2 separate regions of the Homo sapiens genome follow, and region 1 is linked to region 2. Evidence: chromatin loops called from intact Hi-C (ENCODE). Cell type or tissue: Calu3. All regions are shown on one strand. Each heading gives the region's core, and the rest is flanking DNA. Links, peaks and the distances in the headings are about the cores only.

What was found. A loop is a pair of places that touch in the nucleus more often than their neighbours do. Peaks named below come from ENCODE experiments on the same cell type or tissue, not always from the same donor. Only the 100,000 strongest peaks of a DNase experiment are listed, where the experiment ranks them.
Region 1: it touches region 2 in a loop (4-fold over the local background); 16 of 110 quality-filtered maps call a loop at or near these places.

The regions. Positions count from the first base shown.
Region 1 is chr12:113,145,403-113,153,164 of GRCh38, reverse strand. CFAP73 (cilia and flagella associated protein 73) reads right to left here and starts at 3,441. Exons shown (of 8, transcript NM_001144872.3): 1 at 3,252-3,441; 2 at 1,142-1,247; 3 at 278-382. The coding sequence starts at 3,307. In Calu3, for the core only: a CTCF peak has its summit at 3,591; a DNase peak (open chromatin) is centred at 3,484.
Region 2 is chr12:112,989,201-112,996,962 of GRCh38, reverse strand. OAS2 (2'-5'-oligoadenylate synthetase 2) reads right to left here. Exons shown (of 10, transcript NM_002535.3): 3 at 1,489-1,667. Among named protein-coding and RNA genes, the nearest start is that of OAS2, 15 kb to the right of the region's middle. RefSeq lists an enhancer at 166-335. In Calu3, for the core only: a CTCF peak has its summit at 3,994 (motif pointing right); a DNase peak (open chromatin) is centred at 3,982.

The DNA.
Region 1 (7,762 bases), core at 1,586-6,585, 160 kb before region 2:
GCTGGCGGGGAGTTCGGCACCTCCATCCTGCCCTGACATTCGCTCGCAAAACCAGGGGCGGCCAGCAGGCCTGGCTCGGAAGCTGGCTCTTCACCCAACTCCCCCGCCCGCTTTTTTTTTTTTTAATCGGTTGCTTCAGGCAGTGCGTGTGTGTTTCCCGCCGTTTCCTTTTGCATGACGAAAACCACTTCTTTTATTTTTGTTACCTGCCGGGCCCCTATAGGAGTGTGGGCTGCTACCCATAGGCCCCGCCTCCCCCCCAGGAGGCTCCACCTACCTGCAAAAACTTGTCAAAGCGGATGAACGATCCCTTTAGCTCCCGCTCCTTTTGTTCCAGCTGTTCCCAACGCTGTTTCAGGGCTGCCGTCTTGGTGCGGAACACCTGGGGGTGAGGAGTGGGTTGTCTGTGTGGGTTCGGGGGTCCGGGTCCTCCCATGCTGTCAGGTTCACACCTAACCCCTTCCACCTGTTGTCCCTGATCTGTGGCTGCTCCCTGCTCAACCCATCCGGGGCTCCCATCACCCAGGGATGAAGCCCAAACACCCTCCTCCAGCCCTCGAATGCCAGTGTCCCTGCCCTTCCTTCAGGCCTCATCTTACCCTCTGCCCTCCCATATTCTGTCTTCCAGCCACTCAACCACCTGTGTTTGGTTCTTGCCTTCCAACCAGTCTTTGTGTATGGTTTTCCTCTGCCTGTTTTTCCTTCCTCATCTGTTTCACCTTTGCTGGATAAGCCGACTTGCCCTTCAGCAATCCCCAAGACATCACTTCCTCCAGGAAGCCCTCCTTGACCACCCCCATGGGGAGGTAGGGACTTCTGGGCTTCCACAGCCCCTGCCCAGTGCTTCTTCCCTGTAGCAGTCACCACCTGAACACTTATCTGTTTTCCTCTCTAGACTGTGAGCCCCACAAGGCCAGGGACTATCGTAAGACCTCCAGGGCTTAATGCAGTGCCCAGCACATGCTCAATGCACACAAATTTATTTGCACCAACAACTGGTCTCATTTGATCCCCATTTGACGATGAGGAAATCAAGGCTTGGAGTGGTGAAATGACTTGTCTCAGACCTTGTCACTAATAAATTGGCTCCATCACTTCCCATCCACCAGCTCACCACCTCGTTACAGTAGTGGGGGCTCACCTCCTTCTGGGCCTGCAGGGCCTGGTCTGCATCTACCAGCTCTTGCCTCTTCTCCAGGAGACGCAGTACTGGTGGGACATGATCCTCAGCCTGCTCTGGCAGCTTTCTGAAGAGGCTCAAGTAGGAGGTGGGGGTGAAGGAAGCATGTTTCAGGGCCCCACATCTCACCACTGTGTCTGGAGTGCCCCATTAGCCACCTGCTGGCTGTTTAATTTTTTTTTTTTTTTTTTGAGACTTGTTTTTGGGTCTTGCTTTGTCACCCAGGCTGGAGTGCAGTGGTCTAATCATCATAGCTCACTCCTGGGCTTAAGCGATCCTCCCATCTTGTCTCTTGAGTAGCTGGGACTGCAGGCATGTGCCACCACACCCGGCTAATTTTTATTTTTTTATTTTTGTAAAGATGAGGTCTTGTTTTATTGCCCAGGCTGGTCTTGAACTCGTGGACTCAAGCAATCCTCCTGCCTCAGCCTCCCAAAGTGTTGGGATTACAGGCATAAGCCACCACATCTGGTTGAATTATTATTATTATTATATAGTTTTTGAGATGGAGTCTTGCTCTGTCATTCAGGTTGGAGTGCAGTGGCACGATCTTGGCTCACTGCAACCTCCCGCCTTCCAGGTTCAAGCAGTTCTCCTGCCTCAGCCTCCCAAGTAGCTGGGATTACAGGTGCACGCCACCATGCCCAGCTAATTTCTGTATTTTTAGTAGAGACAGGGTTTCACCATGTTGGCTAGGCTGGTCTCGAAATCCTGACCTCATGTGATCTACCCACCTTGGCATCCCAAAGTGCCGGGATTACAGGTGTGAGCCACCGCACCTGGTTGAATTCTTTATTCATTGAACAAATTGTCCTGAGCACCTACTCTGGGCCAGGCACCCTTGTAGGCACTGGGGGTGCAGCTGTAAACAGGACAGACAAAAATCCCTGTTCCCTCGTGAACTTGCATTGTTCTGGGAGCCACAGAAAATCAAGCTAATAAATAATAATAATAATAATAATAAAGAATGCCAGGACATGGTAGGCACTGAGATGAAAAATTAAGTGGACTAAAGGAATCTTTCAACACAGAGGAGGTGGCATCTGAGCAGAGACCTGGAGGAGAAGAGGGAGCAAGCCACGTGGACATCTCCAGGGAACAGATTCTAGGACCCTGGTGTGGCTAGGGTGGCTGCAGAGGAGGGAGGGAGGAGGAAAAAGATGGGAATTGGGAGCAGGGAGGAGCTGAGAATCCAACTGCGGTGGGCCATGGTGAGTGGAGACTTTGGCCTTGACTCTAAGTGAAGTGGGAGCGGAGGGAGTGTTTTGGGCAGAGGAGGGGCCCTTCTGGCTGCTTTGAGGAGCAAGGACAGTGGGCAGCTGCGGGAGACCAGTGGTGGGGCCACGGGATATTCCAGAGATAGTGTGGTTCTGAGCAGGGCAGCAGTGGCAGGAGGTGAGAGCAGAACTGATGGAGTGGGGAGGGGAGTGAGAAAGGGGTCAGAGGTGACCCCAGGAGCCGGAAGGATGAGGCTGCAGGAGAGCAGGTCAGGTGGGGGAGACCAGCTCCCTACTACGGCCAAGCCCGAGATGCCTGAGACCTCTGCAGGGAGAGGCCCAGGAGGCAGTGGGGTTCTGGAGTCCAGCGCCCCGGGAGAAAGGGAGAGCAGAAAGAATGACTAATGTGTAATCAGCAAGGCTTTCCCAGCCGTGGTCCAGAAGAAAACCCCCCTCCCCATTTTACAGATGCTGATACTGAGGTTGGGACTTGAGGCCATGCTGCTGAACATGAAGGAGACACAGAACAAGCTTCCTCTGTTCCTCCTGAAAATGCAGTTTTGGGGGTGGATTGGGGAGCAGGATTTCATAGAATAATTCCTTCCCAGCTTGGTTTGAATGATTTAATCTCAGCCGGATGTCAGCTAGGGGTGGGGGATCAGGAACGATCCCTGAGACCATGGTGATGCCTCGGTTTCTCTCTGATCCTCAGTTTCCTCCTCTGTGAAGTGGGGACAATAACCCCCACTATGATCTGCCCAAAGCCAGGACCCAGGAGGTGAGGAAGAAAGGATGGGCCAGCCCACGCATTCCCGCCCTCCTTCTAGCCCTCCCTCCCTCTACGTCCCACTCACGTAGACAGTTTCTCTTGCAAAGCCAGTCGGAAATATTCCTCCCAGGGCACCGCCATCCTTCTGGCAGTTGCCCCAGCTTTCTTTCCACCAGCTGGAGTTTTGCACAAGCTTAGGAGACCCTGGGGGTTCTGTGGAGCGTGGTGTGGAAGCCTGCTCAGCTCGGCCCAGAAGGCAGCCACCAGCAGGCTCTGGTTGCCTGGCAACCGACCACACAACATTCCATCGCCTAGCTGCCGCCTGGAGGGAGAGGGAGGGGCCTGCGAGGAAAGGAGCACCTCTGCCCCTCCTGGAGAGGCCTGTAACACCCCATCAAATCGGTGGTGCAATGGAGAGGATGGGGCTCCCTTGGCCAAGAAATTGCCTCTCTTAGTGCCCCACGTTTGGCCAAGCTTCTTCCTGGCTGGGTGGGATAGCCTCACTATCTGGGCCACGCTTGTGTGTACTCAGTTAATGGCTCGAAAGAATAATTACTGGGCGCGCACTGCTAGCCAGGCCCTGGGTGGAGTCATTCACTCCCAGCCCTTTGAGGCGCCACTCCCTGTCCTGGTGATGGGGCTCCTCTGGCTATTTCTCAGGGAGCCCCCAGCCTGGTTAGGGAAAGGGAGACCATCAGGACCTCCTAGTGGAGACCAGCTTAGAAGGGATGGTCTGGACTTGGGGGATGGGGTGATGGGAGAAGCTGAGAGTTCGGGCATTTATTTATTTGACATGGAGTTTCGCTCTGTCACCCAGGCTGGAGTGCAGAGGCTCGATCTCGGCTCACTGCAACCTCTGCCTCCCAGGTTCAAGCGATTCTCGTGCCTCAGCCTCCCGAGTAGCTGGGATTACAGGTGAACTCCACCAGGCCTGGCTAATTTTTGTATTTTTATTAGAGATGGGCTTTCACCATGTTGGTCAGGCTGGTCTTGAAATCCTGACCTCAAGTGAGCCACCTGCCTTGGCCTCCCAAAGTGCTGGGATTACAGGCGTGAGCCACCACACCTGGCCAATAGTTTGGGCTTTACTGTGGGTTAGATGCTATGCTCAGCACTCTATAGTATCTAAATTAATCCCTAAGACAGCCCTGTGGGGGGTGGATGGTACTAGGGAAAAGTACCAAGAGTAATATAAAAAGTACCCTTGGGTTCTTCAATTCAAAGCAACAAACACTAGCATCTTGTCCTCCCTGCTTCCGGTCATTTTATTTTCCATTTTAAATAATTTATTTTCCATTCAAAGAAATGTATTTTCTTAATGTAGAGCAATGCTGTTTCAAAAACCTATAGTTCCTTGTAATCCTACATTGCTTAAAAAACTCCTAAGGATTTCGTTAGAGCATGTTTTAAAAAACAGAACTAGGGCCGGGTGCGGTGGCTGATGCCTGTAATCTCAGCACTCTGGGAGGCCAAGGTGGGAGGCTTGTTTGAGCCCAGGAGTTCCAGCCCAGCCTGTGTAACACAGAGAGACCCCATCTCTACAAAAAATAATAAGATTAGCTGGGGATAGTGGCATGTGTCTATAGTTCCAGCTACTCGGGAAGCTGAGGCAGGAGGATCACTTGAGCCCAGGAGGTTGAGGTTGCAGTGAGCTATGATCACTCCACTGCACTCCAGCGTGGGCAACAGAGCAAGACCCTGTCTCAATCAATCAATCAATCAATATCTAAGAAATTAAAAAGAACTAAAATAATGTACATTTTACCTTTGAGCATTTTTAAAAATTAAATTGGACATGCTGTCTTTCTGCACAAATTGATGTGAAGTTACAATAAGATATGATCTCATTTTTTCATTCTTTTTTTTTTGAGATGGAGTCTTGCTCTGTGACCTAGGCTGGAGTGCAGTGGCACGATCTCCTCTCACTGCAACCTCTGCCTCCTGGGTTCAAGCGAGTCTCCTGCCTCAGCCTCTGGAGTAGCTGAGATTGAAGGCGCGCGCCACCGCATCTGGCTAGTTTTTTGTATTTTTAGTAGAGATGGGTTTTTGCCATGTTGGCCAGGCTGGTCATGAACTCCTGACTTCAGGCGATCTGCCCGCCTCAGCCTCCCAAAGTCCTGGGATTACAGGCGTGAGCCACCTTGCCTGGCTTCATTTTTTTCTTAATTTTTTAAAAGATAAAGGTATCTTTTACAAAAAGTAAAAGTCACTTTTTCCATATACCATTCTATGGATTTTGGCAAATGCATAAAGTCATGTAATCACCACCACAATCAACATACAAAACATTTCCATCACCCCAAAAAGCCCTTGTGCCCCTTTATAATCAACCCTTCCCTCCACACCAGCCTCTGGCAACTTCTACATATTCTTTGTCCTTCGAGTTTTACCTTTTGCAGGATATCATACATGAAATCACGGTATACACTTTGTAGCCCTTTGAGTCTGTCTTCTTTCACTTAGTAATATTCATTTGAGATTCATTCATATTGATATGTGTATCAGTAGCTCATTCTTTTTCATTGCCGGGTACATTATATTATGAATACTATAGTTTGTTGATTCATTCCCCAGATGAAAGACAGGTGAGTTGCTTCCAGTTCTGGGCACTTGCAAATACAGGCTGTATTCATGTGCAGGTTTTTGTGCAAACATAAGTTTTCATTTCACTTGTGTAAATATGTCAGAGTGGTATTGCTGTGTCGTATGGTAAGTGTATGTTTAACTGTATAAAAAACTGCAAGCTGTTATTCAAGGTGGCTGTACTATTTTTATATTCACACTAGCAATGTACAAGAGTTCTAGTTGCTCCATTAGGAGAGTTCTAGTTGCTCCATATCCTCACCAGCAGTTGGTATTGTCAGTTTTTTAAAAAGTCATTTTATGGCCGGGTGTGGTGGCTCATGCCTGTATTCCCAGCACTTTGGGAGGCTGAAGCAGGTGGATCACCTGAGGTCACCAAGACCAGCCTGAGCAACATGGTGAAACCCAGTTTCTACTAAAAATACAAAAATCAGCTGGGCATGGGGGCATGTGCCTGTAATCCCAGCTACTCAGGAGGCTGAGGCAGGAGAATCGCTTGAACCTGGGAGGCAGAGGTTGCAGTGAGCTGAGATTGCACCACTGCACTCCAGCCTGGGTGATAAGAGTGAGACTCTGTCTCAAAAAAAAAAAAAGGTCATTTTAATAGTTGTATTGTAGTATAGATTATGGTTTAATTTTTTTTTTTTTTTTTTGAGACAAGGTCTGGCTCTACCACAAGGCTGGAATGCAGTGGCATGATCTTGGCTCACTGCAACCTCTACCTCCCAGACTCAAGCCATCCTCCCACCTCAGCCTCCCAAGAAACTGGGACCTCAGTCAGGTGCCACCACACCCAGCTAATTTTTGTATTTTTTGTAGGTGGGGTTTCACCATGTTGTCCAGGCTGGTCTTGAACTTGTGTGCTCAAGCTATCCGCCTGCCTCTGCCTCCCAAACTGCTGAGATTATAGGCGTTAGCCACCACACCCGGCCTAGATTACATTTTAATTTTTGAGATAACTGTAGATTTACATGCAGTTTAAGGACCAATACAGAGAGATCCCATATCCCTTCCACCCAGTTTTCTCCAGTGGTAACATCTTGCGTAACTATAGTACAATATCACAATCAGAAAGTTGGCATTGATACAACCCACTGAACTCACTCAGATTTCACCATTCTAACATGCATTCATGGGTATGTGTGTGTGTGTGTATATTTAGTTCTATGCAGCCTTGCCTCAGGTATATTTATGTGACAACCACTATAGTCAAAATACAGAACAGTTCATCACAAGGTTCACTTAGAGGCATACTGGTCTCCTGCTTCTCCCCTCCCTAAGCCCTGACAACCATTCCTCTGTTCTTCATCTGTATAATTTTGACATGTCAAGGATGTTAGAGAAATGGAATTGGCCAGCCACGGTGGCCACGCCTGTAATTCCAACACTTTGAGAGGCCGAGGCAGGAGGATCGTTTGACTCCAGGAGTTTGACACTAGCCTGGGCAACATGATGCAATCCTGTCTCTACAAAAAAATACAAAAGTTATCCAGGCGTGGTGGCGCATGCCTGTAGTCTCAGCTACTCGGTAGGTTGAAGTGGGAGGATCACTTGATCCTGGGAGACAGAGTCTGCAGTGAGCCATGATCCCGCCAGTGCACTCTAGCCTGTGTGACAGAGCAAGACCCTGTCTCAAAAGGAAGGAGGGGGAGGGGGGAGCAGGGGTGGGGGAAGGGAGGGGAGGGGAGAGAAAGGGAATCTTTCAGTATGTAACCTTCTGAGATTGGCTTTTTTCACTACGCGTAATTCTCTTGAGATCCATCCTGGTTGTTGTATGTATCGATAGTTTGTTCCTTTGGATTGCTGAGCAGCATGCCATGGTATGGGTGTACCACAGTTTGTTTAACCATTCAGGCTGAAGGACATTTGGGTCATTTCCAGTTTTTAAGAATAAAGCTATTAAGAGTAAAGCTGGGTCAGGTGCAGTGGCTCATGCCTGTAATCTTGGCACTTTGGTAGGCTGAAGCAGGAGGATCTCTTGAACCCAGGAGTTCAAAGTCAGTCTGGATAACA
Region 2 (7,762 bases), core at 1,747-6,746:
CTGAGGATTGAACCCTGACCTCGTTCTTTGTTCTAAATTTCTTCCTGAGGGTTTTGGAGGAGGTCACACCTACGAGCCAGAGCTAACGTTCCCTTCTGCTGATCTGAAATTTTTAGATAAAGCTTCGCCCATTTCACCCATCACAAATTGGAAAGTCTTTGAATCCTGTGACCAGCGCCACCCATCCTCCTCCTCCCTCCTGCTTGGAGACGTCCCACCTTTTTAGGTCAAACCAATGTACAGCCTCCATGTGTTGATTTATGGCTTTGCCTGTAACCTCTGTCCCCTCACCTTTAAAACCCTTACCTGTAAGCCATCGGGGAGTTCGGCTCTTAAACATGAGCTGCCCAATTCTCCCTGCTTGGCTCCCTGCAATAAATGCTTCACTCTCTCACTGCAATCCCAAAGTCTGTTTGGCTTTGCTGCGCTGGGTGGGCAGATCCCCAGTTGGGTTTGAGAATATGCCTGAAACTCACATCTTGCTGATGGGAGTATAATTTGGTAAGATTTTGGAAATGATTCGGCAAGATTTGCTATGGTTAAACAAAAAAACAAACTACATATATATTTTATATATTTACACGCATATATGTACACAACATTCATATATGTGCACTGGATAGCCCAGCAATTCTACTGCTACATATTTATCCAAGAGAAATGAATGCTTACATTCACAAAAAGACATGTAGGGAAATACCCATAGTAACCTAATTCATAATTGCCCCAATTTGAAAATGACCCAATCATCTATTTGAAAATTGCCCCAATTTGAAAATGACCCAAAGCAGCAGAATGGATAAATGTGTGTTACATTAATACAATTGAATATGGGAAAACAATGAAAAAAAGTGCTACTATGGCTGGGTGCCATGGCTCATGTCTGTAATCCCAACACTTTGGGAGGCTGAGGTGGGCACATAGCTTGAGCCCAGGAGTTCAAGACCAGCCTGGGCAACATGGTGAAACCTCATCTCTACAAAAAATACAAAAATTAGCCAGGTATGGTGGCACACTCCTGTAGTTCCAGCTACTTGGGAGGCTGAGATGGGAGGATTGCTTGAGCCCAGGAGACAGGTTGCAGTGAGCCAAGATCCCACCACTGCACTCCAGCCTGGGCAGCAGAGCAAGACCCTGCAACCATATGAATGAGTCTCTCAGACATCCCGTTGAGCCAAAGAAGGCAGACATGAAGTATGTACCATATAATCCCACTTACATTGTTTGTTTAAAATCAAGCAAAACTAATCTGCGGTGGTAATAGATGTTAGAATAGGGGTTTGTTTGGGAGGATTACTAGGGGGACAATGGGCTTGAGGCACCTTCTGGGGTACACGAAACGTTCCCTATGTTGATTTGGGTGTTGCTGGTAAGATTGTAAAAAATGCGTTGAGCTGTATACCTAAGATTGTTGCACTTTACTGGATGTCAATTATCTCGATAAAAAGGAAATGAATGATAACCATATATAGACAGTTGGAAAATTACCTGTTGATGCCAGTGCTTTATCAAGAGGATCAAATCCTTTAGTTTTCCAGGACGGTTGTCAAAAAACTTCTGCTGGAGTTCAGTGAAGCAGACTGCAAACTCACCAGGACTGGCATTTGTCTTATCCAAGGATCTTTTGAGCTCTCGATAGATCCAGGGGCTGGGATTATCATTTAAGCCTGATGTGAAACAGAAATTGGAACGTTGTTATTTATGTAACCTGGTTTTAGAGAGCCAGGGTTGCTCTACAATGAAGGTCAGTTATAGTTTGATAGCACACGACTCTTGCTTAATCGGTCAGAGGACAGGTACCTTTACATAAAACATAGTAGGGAAGGGTGACTTGGCCCATTAGATAATAAAGTGTAGTCTAAACTGACTGTAATGAAAACAGTATGGTGTTAACCCAAGACAAGATCAGCAGAACCTAATGGAGGGACAAGAGATGGAATTATAAACGAGAAAGGGAATTATCCAAATTAGTAGGGAGCAAGTGGGTTCTTTAAAAAATTGTTTGTGTTGGCATAGTTAGCATACATCTGGAAGAAAGGAAAGTTTATATTTTACATGCAATATATTCTGTCATTGAGTCCATCCTGTGAATATTTTACTTCAGAATGTCAGGGTACAGGGACTTTGAGGAGGCAGGCAAGGTGGCAGCAGGGCCCTGGAGGTCTGGGGACAGGGGCTGGTTTAATCAATGGGTTTCCATTCTTGCTAGCTGAGTTCCACTGTTTATAAACACATTTATTTAGCCAGGCACGGTGGCTCATGCCTGTAATCCCAGCACTTTGGGAGTCTGAGGCAGGCGGATCACCTGAGGCCAGGAGTTTGAGACCAGCCTGGCCAACATGATGAAACCCCGTCTGTACTAAAAATACAAAAATTAGCTGGGCGTGGTGGCAGGTGCCTGTAATCCCAGCTACTCAGGAGGCTAAGGCATGCGAACTCCTTGACCCCGAGAGGTGGATGTTGCACTGGGCCATAATTGCACCACTGCACTCCAGCCTGGGTGACAGAGTGAGACTTTGTCTCAAAATAAAAATAAAAATAAAATAAACACATTTATTGATTGATTACTGTTACTGAAACACCAGGGGTTCAGTCTAGGTCCTGCTGCTCACCACATAGAAAGCCAATGGCGGAAACAAGTGTTGCCAAGAAGAAGGCTTTAATCAGGTGCTGCAGCTGAGGAGATGGGAGATCAGTCTCAAATCCTTCTCCCTGACAGACTAAAGTTAGGGTTCTATATAGCAGGGAAGAAATGTAACTATGTGTGGGAAAACGGGAATTAGGGAGGGGTAAGGAGGTAATCATGAGGAATAAGGGATTTGACATCCCATTGTCTGGATGCAGTGACTGGTGAGTTTCAGTTCTTTGATACTTTTTGAGAGGTCTGAGGTTCCTTTTCTGAGGAAGGAACTTAGATAAAACAAATGTAAGTTTCAAGCTTTAAGATCAGAAGGGTCAATTTCTATGTTCATTAAAAAACAAAACAACCCTCCCCCCCCCACAAAAAAACAACCAAACAAATAGAAACAAAAACAAACAAAAAATGGTCTATAGGACTACTGAGTTTGTTTCATCATTATTCTTACTTTTAGAGACAGAGTCTTCTCTGTCGCTCAGGCTGGACTGCAATGGCACAATCATAGCTCACTGTACCCTCAAATATATTTCAAGGCTCAAGTGATCCTCCTGCCTCAGCCTTCTGAGTACCTGGGACCACAGGCGTGTGCCACCATGTTTGGCTTTTTTTTTGGAGAAAAAAAAAAGCCTGTTGCCCAGGCTGGTCTTGAACTCCTGGCCTCAAGTGATCCTCCCACCTTGGCCTTCCAAAGTGTTGGAATTACAGACGTGAGCCAGCTCCCTGGCCCATAAACACATTTAGATAAGAAACCAGGAGAAAGCAGCTAGCTTGTTCCTTTCATACACCCCAGTGGATATTTACTGACTCCCTAGGCATGGTTCTGGGCACTTGGCATGCAGGGAGGTTGACGGAAAGAGCATTCTATCTTCCCCCATAATGATAATAAATAGCTAACGTTTATGGTGTGTTTACTCTAAGCCTTTTATGTACAGTGAAACATACAAGCCTCACAAAACTCTTAGCTGGCAAGTGCAATTGCAATTACTAATTTACAGATGAGGATAATGGAAATACCAGCCAGTCAAGTAAATAGGTACTTCTTGCTTTGGGTCAAAGGCCCTAGGGGGAGAGTTGTAGTGGCACACAGTGGTGGAAAGAGATGCAGAATTGGAGACAGCCAGCCTGGACCTGGTGTAAAAATAGGCCAGATTAGTTAGGCTAATATTTAGTTTAAAAAACAAAACAAAACGAAAAGCAAGTTACCAATTCCCCTGTAGGTTGCTTTTCTCAGAAAGTGACCCTGTGTTTCCTTGCAGAAAAAGGAGCTTATAATAATTTGGAATGTGCAGCTTTACCACCATCTAGTGGCAGCTTCTGGGTAGCACATGTGGGGAAGAGTTTATTTCTCATTCTCACACCATCCTTGCATGATGGGGTGAACCCAGTAGAGGGCGCTCTGGCCAGGTCTCCCAGCATGGCACTTGGAACAGGAAGAGAGGACTTTCCTATGAGAATTATGATGCACCTGTCTCCCTCCTTGACTCCAGCCCTTGTTTGAAGCAGGCCCCCACCCCCAACCCTGAGCATCCTAATGGCCCTGGAATCTAGTTTCTAGTCTGACTGTACAGCTGGCAGGCATAAGTGAGTAGTAGGACCAGGATAAGAACTCAGAACTGCCAACCTCCCAAACTGGTACATGTTTCCCCAAGCCAGGCCACCTTTCTGTGAATGTGAGTTATCAGGATGTCTGTATGTCTCCTCCTTATCAGTGATGCCTGGGCTAATTGTTCTTCATGGTTCCTGGTAACCCAGAAATTCCTTAAAACTATAGGTGATGGAAGGTACTCTGGCCATGGGCTTAGAAGACCTGGGCTTTTCTGTTTCCCCATTTGTTTAATGATGGCTTAAGTTTCAGCTTGGGAATTTTCCCTTCCCCTCCCCTCTCTTCCCCTCCCCTCCCCTTTTCTTTTCTTTCTTTCTTTTTTTTTTTTCTTTTGACAAGATCTTGCTCCGTTGTCCAGGCTGGAGTATAGTGGTGTAATAATAGCTCACTGCAACCTTGAACTCCTGTGCTCAAGTGATCCTCCTGCCTCAGTCTCCCCAGTAGTTAGGAATACAGCTGCATGCCACCACATCTAATTTTTAATTCTTTTGTAGAGATGGGGTTTCACTATGTTGCCCAGGCTGGTCTTAAACTCCTGGCCTCAAGTAATCCTCTTGCCTCAGCCTCCCAAAGCGCTGGGATTATAGGCAAGAACCACTGTGCCCAGCCTGGAATTATTTAAGTTTGTGATTATATGTGCACCTGTACTTGAGACTTTGTGCTTGAGACTATCCATCTATCTACCTCATCCATAAATATATACATATATTTAATATCTATCTATCCATCCATCCATCTACATTCATTTTTCCATCCATTTACCTTCCATCCATTTATCCATCATGCTCCATCCATCCATCCAACCAACAACTATTATTAATAATGAACATTGTACTAGAGACCATAGAAGAACAAGATACTCATGATACCTGTCCTCATGGAGCTTATAGTCTAGGAGAGGAGAAAGCTAAATACATTATTTCCATATAAGTTGTGAAAGGAAAATAAATCTTGGGGCCCCAAAATCACTCGGTTAAAGGGAAAAGTCAAGCTGGGAACTTCTCAGGACAAACCTGCCTCCCATTCTATTCAAAGTCATCCCTCTGCTGAGATAAATGTGTATTTGATTGCCTCCTTTGGAAGAGGTTAATCAGAAACTCAGAGGAATGCAACCATTGGTCTCTTATCTACCTATGATCTGGAAGCCCTCTCCCCACTTTGAATTGTCCCACTTTGCTTCGAGTTGTCCCGCCTTTCCGGAGTGAACCATTGTTCACCTTACATATGTTGATTGATGTCTCAGGTCTCCCTAAAACGTACAAAAGCAAACTGTGCTCTGAGCGCCTTGGGCACATGTCATCAGGACTTCCTGAGGCTGTGTTACGGGTGCGCATCCTCAACCTTGGCAAAATAAACTTTCTAAACTAACTGAGACCTGTCTCAGATAGTTGGGGTTTGCAAAGTGATAAATCCCATGATTCAGACAGCACAAATTGCTACTGGAGCATGTGGAAAGTGGATCTAACCCAGACATAGAGAGCCAGAGGACTTAAAGGATGAGTTGGAGTTATCCAAAAATAAAAGGCTGGGGGAAGTATATTCCAGGCAAAGGAACAGTATAGGCCAAAGTCTCAAGTTGAGCTAGCATCATGTGGGTTTGAGGAGCTCAGGGAAGGCCAGAGTGGCTGAAGCATAGAGAGTTAGTTGGTGGTGAGTGGTACAGCTGGAGAGGTAAGTAAGTAGGGGCTGCCAGATCATCAAAGTCCTGTCCTGCTGAGGAGTTTGATCCTTATCCTTGTAAACCAAAAATAAAATTCTAAGCCTTCCCAACCTACTGAATGAACCCCTCTCTTGGCCAAGGGGAACCCCCAAAGAAACCTGAAAAACTAGCTCAGGTCATGATGGGAAGGGGGAGCTCAGACACCTCATTATACCCTCCTCCCTTTGGAATTCAGGCACAATCGACAAACACTAACATTAAAATAGAGACCCCAAGACTGACAGAACAGACTCTTTGTAGCAGTATGACACCAAATTCCAGCCTAACTCTGGCATCACCTGACAGATAACAGGCCCTAAAGGAAATCAAAAGTATTTTACCCCAAAATATATTTCTTTGACATATATTGGAATGGCCCTGCAAAGCTGTGTCCTGTGGAAAAATTCACATTCTGTGGAGAATCCCCTTCCCCTTCCAGATCTTTTCCTGATTCAGGAGAGATTTTAACTAATCGTCTGACATCTTTAAGGTCTGATAAGGGACATTTACCACCTATTCTCCTTGAAGCCTGCTACCTGGAGGCTTCATCTACATAATAAGAACCTTGTCTTCCACAACTCCCCTTTTCTTAAGCTGAACTCCTTCAACTAACTGCTAATCAGGAAATCTTTATAACCATCTATGACCTGGAAGACCCTGCTTTGAGACATTTTGCCTTTCCAGGCTGAATCAATGCACATCTTATGTGTACTGATTTACGTTTCTGCCTGTAAATTCTGTCCCCCTAAAATGTATACAAATCAAGCTGTAACCTAATCACCTGGGGCACACGTTCTCAGGAACTACTGAGATTGTGTCACAGGTCATGGTCCTCATATTTGGCTCAGAAAAAACCTCTTAAAATATTTTACAGAGTTTGGCCTTTTTGGTCAACTTCCTAAATGCAGTGAAAAGCCATTAGAGGCAGAGTGTGTGACACAATATTTGTGCATGGAAAGAGAGCACCAGCTGCAGGGTGGAGTGAGACAGGAGGCAGGGAGACAATTAGGAAGCCATTGCCCCATCCCTGGTGGTGACGTTGACTAGGGAAGTAGCAGTGGGAAGGGAGAGAAATGATGCAGATTTAGGAGCAAGTTAGGCAGAACTGGCAGGACTTAGTGATGGGCTGTGAGTGAGGAGGTGGGGGAGCTGGAGATACAATCCTGGCTTAGGTATATAAACCAAAAACAAAATTCTAAGCACCCCCAGTCATCTGAATGGACCTCTCCTCTCAGCAAAGGCATTCCAAAGTTGACCTGAAAAACCAGTTCAGGCCATGATGGGAAGGAGGAGCTGGACATGCCTCATGATACCTCCCTCTCTTTTGGAATTAGTGATAGAACAGGCTCTTGTCTGATAAGAAACATTTACAATCTATTCTCTCTGAAGTCTGCTACCTGGAGTTTTCAGCTGCATGATAAAACTTTGGTCTCCACAACCCTTTATCATCATAACCCAGACATTCCCTTCTATTGATGATAACTCTTTCCATCAATTGCCAATCAGAAAATCTTTAAATCTACCAATGACCTGGAAGCCCCCACTTTGAGTTGTCCTGCCTTTCCAAACCAAACCAATGTACATCTTACCTGCATTGATTGATGTCTCATGTCTCCCTAAAATGTATTGTATTAGTCTGTTCTCATGCTGTTAATAAAGACATACCTGAGACTGAGTAGTTTATAAAGGAAAGAGGTTTGATTGACTCACAGTTCCACATGGTTGGGGAGGCCTCACAATCATGGTGGAAGAGCAAGGGACATGTTACATGGTGGGAGGCCAGAGAGAGCTTGTGCAGGGGAACTCCCCTTTATGACACCAT